Regions from separate parts of the Homo sapiens genome. Here region 2 is linked to region 1. A link is a contact called in ENCODE Hi-C or POLR2A ChIA-PET data. All regions are on one chromosome and are shown on one strand. The core of a region is the stretch at or near the end of the contact, and the rest is flanking DNA. Distances in the headings are between cores, read along the strand shown. Region 1 has its middle 23 kb from the start of SAR1A. Region 2 has its middle 14 kb from the start of PRF1.

Region 1 (5,232 bases), core at 2,351-4,850:
CAACATGGTGAAACCCCATCTCTACTAAAAATACAAAAAATTAGCCAGGCGTGGTGGCGTGCGCATGTAGGCTCAGCTACTTGGGAGCCTGAGGTGGGAGAATCACTTGAACCTGGGAGGTGGAGGTTGCAGTGAGCTGATATCATGCCATTGCACTCCAGCCTGGGCGACAGAGTGAGATTGTCTAAAAAAAAAAGTGGATTTTAGGGCCCAGCACCTCCCAATTCTGATTCATTCGGCTTTTTTTTTTTTTTTAAACAGATAGCTCTGGTAGTTCAGGGACCACTTGGAGAAAGTCTGCCTTAGAGAGCTGGCAGCATTTATATCACTGGGTGTGCTGAACACCATTCATCAGTGTTCTCCTCCTACTTCATTGATTTTTTTTTTTAATAAAATAAGGCATACTGCATATGCTTTTAGAAAAATAATTCCAAGAGTACAGAAGCTTTTAAAGAAGAAGGAAACTCTCTGACCTTATCTATTCCTTGCTTACTCCACAGTTCCACTCCCCAGAGGTAATCATTGTTACTGTGGTTTTAGATTTCTTAACTGTGGTTTGGATTTGGATTTTCATTGTCTATGCTTATAGAAGCATATCTATTGATATACGTCTTTCCTCCAAATGCTCCCTTTGTAAAAAACACAAATAGGATCATATGATAGAGCAGGGATTGGAAAATGTTTTCTGTAAACAGACAAACAGTAAATACTTTTGGCTTTTGGGGCCATATGGTCACTGTCCTAACTACTGAACACTCCACTGTAGACGGAAGGCAGCCACAGACAATTTGCAAATGAAAAGATGTTGGCTATGTTCCAATAAAATTTTATTTACAAAACAGGCAGCAGGCTGGATTTGGCCCACAAGTCATAGTTTACCACTATAGAGTACTACAATTTTCTCTCCTCACTTATATATTTTGAACATCTTTTCCATATCAGTCCATGCAGTGATTTCACTCTTTAAGTGCTGTGGGTATGAGTAACAGATTCAGCCATTCCTCTGTGGGGCAGTTAAGTACTTTTCCAGATTTTGCTATTGCAAACAAAGCTGCTGTATACTATGTGTTTGGTTGACTGTTCTGCAGAATGAATTCCTAGAATTGCTGAGTCAAAGATTAAGTATGAATTTAAATTTTTGATAGATATTGCCAAATTGCTCTCAGACTTCAAGTTCAGATTGCCACATAACCTTGTGATTCTCATTGCTTAACCTTATTCCTGGCAAGTATTTCCTTAATTTAAAGGTTTTGTAATAATCAGGGAAAGATCTCAAAGATCGACAGAGGTAGCAATGAACTATATAGCAATTGATTCAAATTTATAACTCATAAAAACTTTTCCACCATGGCAATTTGCACAACATTCTTATTAATGCAAAAGTAAATTCCTTTCTGCCTTGAGACTCCCAGGAAGCAGTAGGAGCAGCTTTTTCTAAATGTAAAGAACGTCATGTGCAAAAGCACAAGTTAGGCCCTTGTAGAGCAAATATGCTTATCAGATTGAAAATAATTGCCATCAGAGCAGTAGCACGTGTAGGCCTGGGCTCAGTGGTGAGTGATTTGGGTTCTCATTCAGACCCTTTAAATAACCAGGCCAAGGCATCAAGTTTCCTTACCTGGGAAAAAAAAATGCATTGATCACACTAAGAGTTGCTGAGATCACAACTATAAACAACCAGGCTTCACCGAACGCCCACTATGACATGGACAGTGGGCAAGCTCCTTCACATATGTTCCTGCCAATCCTGTGACGCAGATGGGAAAACTAAAGCCCAGACATGTTAAGTACCCACTAATAATGATTGTGAAAGCAGACAAATAACATAAAGCTAGTAGGAAAATCCCTGGTCTCAAGGTCAGATGACCTGGGTCTAAGTCCTGCTTCAGCCACTTACTGACTTTGGATAAATTTAAGTGACTTTGGCTAAATTACTTAGGTTCTCTGCATCTTTTTCTTATAAAAAAAAAAAAAAAGAGGCTGGGTGTGGTAGCTCACATCTGTAAACCCTGTAAACCCAGCACTTCGAGAGGCTGAGCTGGGAAGATCACTTGAGTCCAGGAGTCTGAGGTTTGAGACCAGCCTGGGCAATATAGTAAGACCCCATCTCTACAAAACAATTTAAAATTTAGCCAGGCATGGTGGCACATGCCTGTAGTCCTAGCTATTCAGGAGGCTGAGGTGGGAGGATCGCTTGAGCCCAGGAGTTCAAGGCTGCAATGAGCTATGATTATACCACTGCACTCCAGCCTGGGCAACAGAGCAAAACCCTAACTAATAAATAAATAAGAAGAGCTTATTTCTCTCTGTGTTAAATGAGGTGTGTCAAAATACCTGGCACTCTCACAGTTATTTCCTTTACTCCATGGTAAGACTGGACTTCCTTACCACCTTGAGGTCAGGCATGGTCATTCGGCTTGCTCTAGCCAGTGAAATGTCTGTGATGTGCGTCACTTCTGGGCAGAAGCACCTAATCACCAGTGCAAGGCTCCACCACTTTCTTCCTCCGAGAGGCTGATCGACATGAGAAAGCACGTGTTAACACGGAGGCGTGATGCTAAGCTATCATAGGGGAACAGCTGCCCACAAGCAGAGCCTACTTTATGTGAGTGAGGAATCAACTTTTGTTTCCTTAAGCCATTGAGATTTGGGGGGATTGCTGTGCATAACCAAGCCCATCCTACTGTCAGGGTGACCTCATCTGTCTTGCTCAACACTATATCCCCAGTGTCTAAAACAGTGCCTGGCAAACTCAAATCTCAAGAAGTGTTCCTAAGAGGGCTGTTCCAGGAATTAAGATTTCTTTTGGCTTTAGTACCCAGATGACTTTTATCTAGCATGGATGATGAAAAAGAGAACTTTCCAAACACCCAAAGCTTCTCTTTGAGAGTTACGTGTTGTGTCCCACAAAAATTCATATTGAAGTCCTAATCCCCAGCACCTCAGAATGTGAGGTGTTTGTGACCCTCTTTTTTTTTTTTTTGAAACGGAGTCTCGCTGTTGTCACCCAGGCTGGAGTGCAATGGCGATATCTCAGCTCACTGCAAACTCCACCTCCCAGGTGCAAGCGATTCTCTTGCCTCAGTCTCCCGAGTAGCTGGGATTACGGGCGCCAGCCACATGCCCGGCTAATCTTTTTGTATTTTTAGTAGAAACAGGGTTTCACCATGTTGGTCAGGGTGGTCTCGAACTCCTGACCTCAGGTGATCTGCCCGTCTCAGCCTCCCAAAGTGCTGGGATGACAGGCATGAACCACCGCACCCAGCCTATGACCCTCTTTTGGAAAACGAATTTCTTGTCTTTAAGGATGCTGAATATAGGTCCCCAATCTCTTCTGCCTTGTAGGGTTTCTGCTGAAAAGTTCAGTTAGCCTGTTGAGGTTCCCTTTGTAGGCAACCTTCCCCTTCTCTCTAGCTGCCTTTAATATTTTTTCTTTCATGTCAACCTTGGAGAATCTGAGAACTTGGAGAATCTGAGGACTATGTGTTTTGGGGATGGTCTTGTATAGTATCTCACAAGGATTCTTTGCATTTCCTGAGTTTGAATGTTGGCCTCTCTAGGGAGGTTGGGGAAATTTTTGTAGACGATATCCTCAAATGTTTTCCAAGTTGCTTCCTTTCTCACCCTCTCTTTCAGGGATGCCAATGAGTCATAGATTTGGTCTCTTTACAAAATCTCATATTTCTCAGAGGTTGTGTTCATTCCTTTTTTTTTTTTTTTTTTTTTTTTTTTGAGATGGAGTCTCGCTCTGTTGCCCAGGCTGGAGTGCAGTGGTGTGATCTCGGCTCACTGCAACCTCCGCCTCCCGGGTTCAAGCAATTCTCCTGCTTCAGCCTCCTGAGTAGCTGGGACTACAGGCGCACACCACCACATCCAGCTAATTTTTGTATTTTTAGTAGAGATGGGGTTTCACCATGTTGGCCAGGATGGTCTTGATCTCTTGACCTCGTGATCTGCCCACCTCAGCCTCCCAAAGTGCTGGGATTACAGGTGTGAGCCACCGTGCCCCGCTGTTCATTCGTTTTTATTTTTTTCATTTTTGTCTGACTGAGTGAATTTGGAGAACCAGTCTTCAGGCTCTGAGATTCTTTCCTCAGCTTGGTCTATTCTGCTATTAATACTTGCAATTGTATTATGAAATTTTTTAAAAAAATCTTTATTTCCATAGGTTATTGGGGAAAAGGTGGTGTTTGGTTACATGAATAAGTTCTTAAGTGGTGATTTGTGAGATTTTGGTGCACCCATTGCCCGAGCAGTGTACACTGCACCCAATTTGTTGTCTTTTATCCCTCAACCCCCTCCCACTCTTTACTCCCTGAGTTCCCAAAGCCTGTTGTGTCATTCTTATGCTTTTGCATCCTCATAGCTTAGCTCCCACTTACGAGTGAGAACATACAATGTTTGGTTTGGAAAACAAATTTCTTACTCCAACAAAAATAAATCACTTATATACTACACATTACAATGACTGAGGCATTGTTTAAAAATAGAAGCACTTATAAAAGGAATAAGAATGTGACCCTTGTTTGGAAACAGTGTCATTGCAGATGTAATTAGTTAAGATAAGCTCACACCTGTAATCCCAGCACTTTGGGAGGCCGAGGTGGGTGGATCACCTGAGCCCAGGAGTTCAAGACCAGCCTGGCCAATATGATGAAACCCCGTATCTACTAAAAATTAAAAAATTAGCAGGGCATGGTGGTGGGTGCCTGTAATCCCAGCTACTTGGGAGGCTGAGACAGGAGAATCGCTTGAATCCGGGAGGCGGAGGTTGCAGTGAGCCGAGCTTGCACCACTGCACACCAGCCTGGGCCACAGAGTAAGACGCTGTCTCAAAAAATAAATAAATAAATAAAATTTTAAAAATAAAATATAATAAAATAGATAAGGTCATGCTGGAATAGGATGGACCCCTAATCCAGTATTTCTGGTGTCCTTATAAAAAAGGGAAATTTAGACACAAACAGGCACACAGTGAAATACCATGTGAAGACTGGAGTTCTGCTGCCACAATCCAGGAACCACCAGAAGGTACGAGAGGCCTGGAACAGACCCTTCCCCAGTCCCTTCAGAGGGAATACGGCCCTGTCAGCACCTTGCTCTCTGACTTCTAGCCTTCAGAACTATGAGACAATACATTTCTGTTGTTTAATGCATTGTTTGCCACTTTGTTATGGCAGCACTAGCAAACAAATACACAAGTATTATACATTTCCTTGCTTTTAACAGAGG
Region 2 (5,017 bases), core at 1,392-3,891, 420 kb after region 1:
TAGAGATGACTTCTTTAAATGTATTCTGTTTGGGATTTGTGGTGCTTCCTGAGTCTGAGGATTCACATCCTTTAACATTCTGGAAAAAATCTTGGCTGTTACAGTGTCATATATTCCATCTCCCTCATTTGCTCTACCTTTTGCCTTTTTTTTTTTTTTTTTTTCTGAGACAGGATCTTGCTCTGTTGTCCAGGCTGGAGTGCAGTGGCACAATCCTGGCTTACTGCAACCTCCATCTCCCAGGCTCAAGCTATCCTCCCACCTCAGCCTCCTGAGTAGCTGGGACTACAGGCACACGCCACTGGACCCAGCCTATTTTTGTGTTTTTGGTAGAGAAAGGGTTTCACCTTGTTGGCCAGGCTAGTCTCGAACTCCTGAGCTCAAGTGATTTGCCTGCTTCGACCTCTCAAAGTGCTGGGATTACAGGCATGAGCCACCATGCCCAGTCTACTTTTTGCCTTTTTGAATGCCATTGGTGATATAATAGTCCATTTCACTCTCTCTTCCATGTCTGTTACGCTTTTTTTCTTATTTCCCACTTTCTGTCTTTTTGTACTGAGTTGCCATTATTTTTCTCCTGTTCTTTTCAATTCATGAATTGTTGCTTCAGATGTGTCTAATGTACGATTACTTCATACTTTGGGTTTTAAGATTAGGTAATACACGTACCAAGATGCAAAAATCAAAGTGATGGAAAATATATACAGTGAATAATCCTTCTCTGGCTCTTTCCCCATTTGCTCCAGTCCAACTGACCTCCATAGGTGCCACTGTTGTTTTTTTTTTTCCTAATTTATTTGGTGGCCTCTCAGAGTTTTATCATGCAAATAAAAGCAAGTGCAGACATAAATAGTTTTTTATTCTCCTCCTTTCTCACACAAAAGAACCCTATTATACATCTTGCTGTGTACTTTGTCTTTATTTTTACTGAATACAGTTTGGAAATCTTACCTTGTAGCACATAATTTCCTCAATCTTTCATTTAAAAAAAATGTTGCATAGTATTTTGTTATATGGATGAACCGTAAGTTATTGGGCCAGCCTTTTAATGATGGCCATTTGGGTTATTTATAGTCTTTTGCTCTAATGAACAATGTTGCAGTAAATAACCTTGTACACGCCTCCTTTTGGACATGTGGAGGATATCTGTAGAATAAATTCCCAGGAATTGAATTGCTGGAACAGAACCTTACACATTTTTAATTTTGTAATAAATTTGCTATAAATAGCCCCCATAAGGACAGCACCAGTTTTCACTCTTACCAGCAAAGCATAAGTGGCCTCATTTCCCTCAGTCTTACCTATGACATTTTTTTGTTTAGTTAATTTTTGCTTTTAATGATTTATGTGTAAACTCTGTTTCATTCTTTTTCAAAATTTCATGACTATGTCTTCTAGTTATTGAAACAAATTTTAAACATGTCAACGTATTCATTTTGGGTTTTATATCTAGTTATGCCAACACATAAAATCTTTGGTGCAGCTCATTCTTTATCTTGTTATACAGCTGAATCTTCCTGGTTGGTGGATTGTTTCCTTGAGGGTTTTGCTTGCAATGTTAGATTGTGAGCTCATTCTTGGCTGCCCTTCACCTGTGGGAATCCTGCAAAGTTTAGGATTGAGAACATTCCTCCAAAGTGGGTTTGCATGTGCTTTTATGAGACACTTCCCGTTTTTACCGACTCAGACCTATTTATGCTTATTTTTTGGCTTGGCATGTTCTGACTCACGCAAGTGGCATATGGGAAGGTAGACCTGTGGTTCTGATGTTTAAGGAGAGACCGTCCTTCCACTCAGATTTAAGACTGAGAAAAATGAGTTTTTTTCTGGACTCCCTATCCCAGTAAATAGATCCTTTTAACAGCCTATCCTTTGATTGACATTATTAGCCCTTTGAGTATTTATTTAGTTTTTTACGTGGAGTGGTCTCAGCTTCAATTCCCCTACTCTGCAACCCTGCCCAGCCTTATTTCCTGTTGCTCGTGTGGTCACCGTAGCCTGAGGTTCTGGCTTCCCTGGCCAGGCCTGTGTCCTCAGGGTATCCCTGGCTGTTGGCCTGCTTTACCCTCTAGTTTTTGCTTCTTTATTATTTTTGGCTGCTTAGAATTTCCCTTACTTTTTTCCAATTTTGTTTATGCTTTTTGATATATGTATTTAATTCTGTCTTTCTAGGTAACAGAAGTGGGTTTTCTCATAGAAAGCTTTTAAGGATAGCTACTCTGTAATATTTGTTCTTTATTCTTTCAGTCAGTGAATATTTATTGATTGCCTACTATGTGCTAGATTATTCTGTTCTTTCTGTTTTACTTTAAAAGACTCAAAGGACTCTGGTAGGTATAGCAACCACTAGTTAATTCAGATGAAGGAGTTTTTTTGTTTGTTTGTTTTGTTTGCTTGTTTTTTCCTGTTTTAACATAGAGATCTTTTTCATTGTTGTTGTAGAGAGGGAGTCTCATTATATCACCCAGGCTGGTCTCAAACTCCTGGGCTCAAGGGATCCTCCCATCTCAGTCTCCTGAGTAGCTGGGATTATAGGCATGAGCCACCATGCCCAGCTCCTAGCACAGAGATCTAAGCCCATGGTGGTGAGGGCTATGAACAAGCCTATGGTGGTTACAAATTCATACCGACAACATTTTCATATGAGATTGACCCAATTTAGGGAGCACAAAGAGAGCATTTCTAACACCTTTGATTTGAGGTCTACCCCGCCACATCAACTCTATCAGCTAACCAAACAAGAACCTAGAATGCGAATGTGCATGTTGTGGAAATGAGTAGTAGAAGTAGAATCTCCCGCTGTAATGACTGAATGTTTATGTTTCTCCCAAAATTCATTTGTTCAAATCCCAACCACCAATGTGATGGTACTAGGAGGTGGAGCCTTTGGGAAGTAATAGGCTATGAGGGTGGTAATCAGGTCATAATCCCTTATGAATGGTGTCAGTGCCCTTATTAGAGAGGCTCCAGAGGACTGGAATGAAATGAGGAGACAGCCGTCTGCAGCTCAGAGGAGGGCCCTTGCCAGAGCCCAGCAAGCTGGCACCCTAATCTCAGACTTCTGGCCTCCAGAACTGGGAGACATCAATTTCTGTTCTTTGAAGTCACCCAGTCTGTGGTACTTCTGTTATAGCAGACTGAACAGATGAAGAGACCTGCATTTGTTTTGTTTTAAATCAATGGTAACACTGAGGATTGCTATAAGGATTACCGTAGGAATCTCCCCAAATGAACCTATACTTAGAGGAACTGGAAAGACATCAGGGTCCCCTTCTCTCCTGTCCTTTCTGTATCTCCTGTTCAGATTTTGTAGGCTTTTACCTCCCTTTCTTTCTCTTCTTCATTCTTCCCTTTTACCAGATTGACTTCTTGCCCCTCATTTGCTTCAGGAGACCCATGGTAGCTGTTTAGAAATGGCAGCCCCAGTCGTCTCATTTGGCTCCATGACCCCCACTCTTGATTTTGTCTGACACAGACTTTACAGTTTACAAAGAATTTTGTGTGTGTTATTTCATCTGCACCTAACAATGTTGTGACATATGCAAAATATTGTTATCCCTATTTTTTTTTTAATTAAAAAAACTGAGACCCAGCAAGAAGTACTTGCCCAATGTTATACAACCAACAAGTGGCAGAGCAGGGAGCAGACCTAGGTTTTCTGGCTTGAGGCCAGTGCTCTCGCAGGAGCGCAGCTCATACAGCTGTCTAGCAAATCCACGTTCAAGTGAAATTCCAATGTCTGGAAAAACTGGATTTCTAACTCATCCCTGAGCTCCCAGTTTTCTGATATTTCTATTAAAGAACAGTGGGTCTGTTACTTCTCTGTGAGAGCAATGCCCTTAGATTATACAGTTTAAAAATTTGGTGTGGGTTTTGTGAATGTTTTGACAGTCTGCCTACCATTTGGTCTGGCCAGCCAGCCATGCTGAGCCATGGCTGGGGTTTTTTGATGGATTGCTAGTGGCCAAGGGCTTGTGAAAACATAAATGTCTCACTGAGCGCAAACCTGAATGGAAAAAAAGAAAAGAAGTTCTGAGTAAGAGTCTGACTAATGACTTCTTGGAAGAAACTGAACAGTGTCTGAGACTTTTTCATCTGCCTTTAGCTAGCAAAGTTTCTTCCGAAAGCCCCACAGCCCCACGCATTTGACTAGCACTGGTGGATGTGTACATTCATCCACCATGCCACGCATTGATGGAGTCTTTAATGAACACATACTATGCACCAGGTGCTAGTAATCATAGAGAGGGCTACAAAGACACATAAAATAGAGTTCCATCCTTAAAGGAGCCTACCATCCAAATATACATTTTGGCATCATAACTGAACTTATAGTTCTGGGAGCCAGAGTGCCTGGTCAAAATTCTGGCTCTACTGCTTTCTACTAACAACAATTAACCTTGTATCCGAGTATTTATCTCTTTAAGCTGCAGTGTCTTCATCTGTAAAATAAGACCAACAAAGGTACCCATCCATCTATGCCTCTAACTCAGAGCACTGCTTTGAAGATGAAATGAGGTAATAATGTGTTTAAAGAGCTTGACGCAGAGTAAAAGATCAAAATAAAACTGAAGTCATTGGCATAAAACCTTAAAGGTGGTTTGAGATGTGTGGCTTAGCAATGAAGAGCTACCGTGGTTCGGAGGGGAGCAGTGGGTTTGGGTCTCTATGTTACCAGAACAAGATGCATGCGAAGGACTGGCAGGTAGCAAAGACTGTGCAGAGGTTTTCAGGGAGGAGAACAACAGGGGCAAAAGCATGGAGACAAAAAAGAGCGACTCACATGAAGGAAACAGCATGTGTTTCTGGGTTGGACTAGGATGTAGGGATAAATGAGTGGGTATTAATCATTATAACTGTAAGCATCCCATGTTTAACATGCACTCTCTGCCAGACACCTTGTGAATTTATAATTATCATGTAAATTAATCCTCCCAACAACCCATGAAATCGCCTCATAAAATCTTGAAACTTGCCAGCTAAATATCCTTCTAGGACAAAGTCTCACACAGAGGCA

What was found. Hi-C counts contacts between places; a loop is a spot of excess contacts on that map. ChIA-PET counts read pairs that join two places held with the same protein, here RNA polymerase II (POLR2A).
Region 2: a loop to region 1 is called in a map of lower leg skin, with 12 times the contacts of the local background. The contact joins two enhancer-like sites. A Hi-C loop is called at or near these places in 1 of 168 maps with a recorded cell type or tissue (lower leg skin). POLR2A ChIA-PET finds 5 or more read pairs at or near these places in 2 of 52 experiments (CD8-positive, alpha-beta memory T cell and HepG2).

Annotation. Positions count from the first base shown.
Region 1 is chr10:70,191,036-70,196,267 of GRCh38, forward strand. No RefSeq gene overlaps it. Among named protein-coding and RNA genes, the nearest start is that of SAR1A, 23 kb to the left of the region's middle. Within about 2 kb of position 3,601, at least 2 of the 41 ENCODE cell types and tissues checked have a DNase peak (open chromatin) inside an H3K27ac peak, as active enhancers do.
Region 2 is chr10:70,614,315-70,619,331 of GRCh38, forward strand. No RefSeq gene overlaps it. Among named protein-coding and RNA genes, the nearest start is that of PRF1, 14 kb to the left of the region's middle. Within about 2 kb of position 2,642, at least 3 of the 41 ENCODE cell types and tissues checked have a DNase peak (open chromatin) inside an H3K27ac peak, as active enhancers do.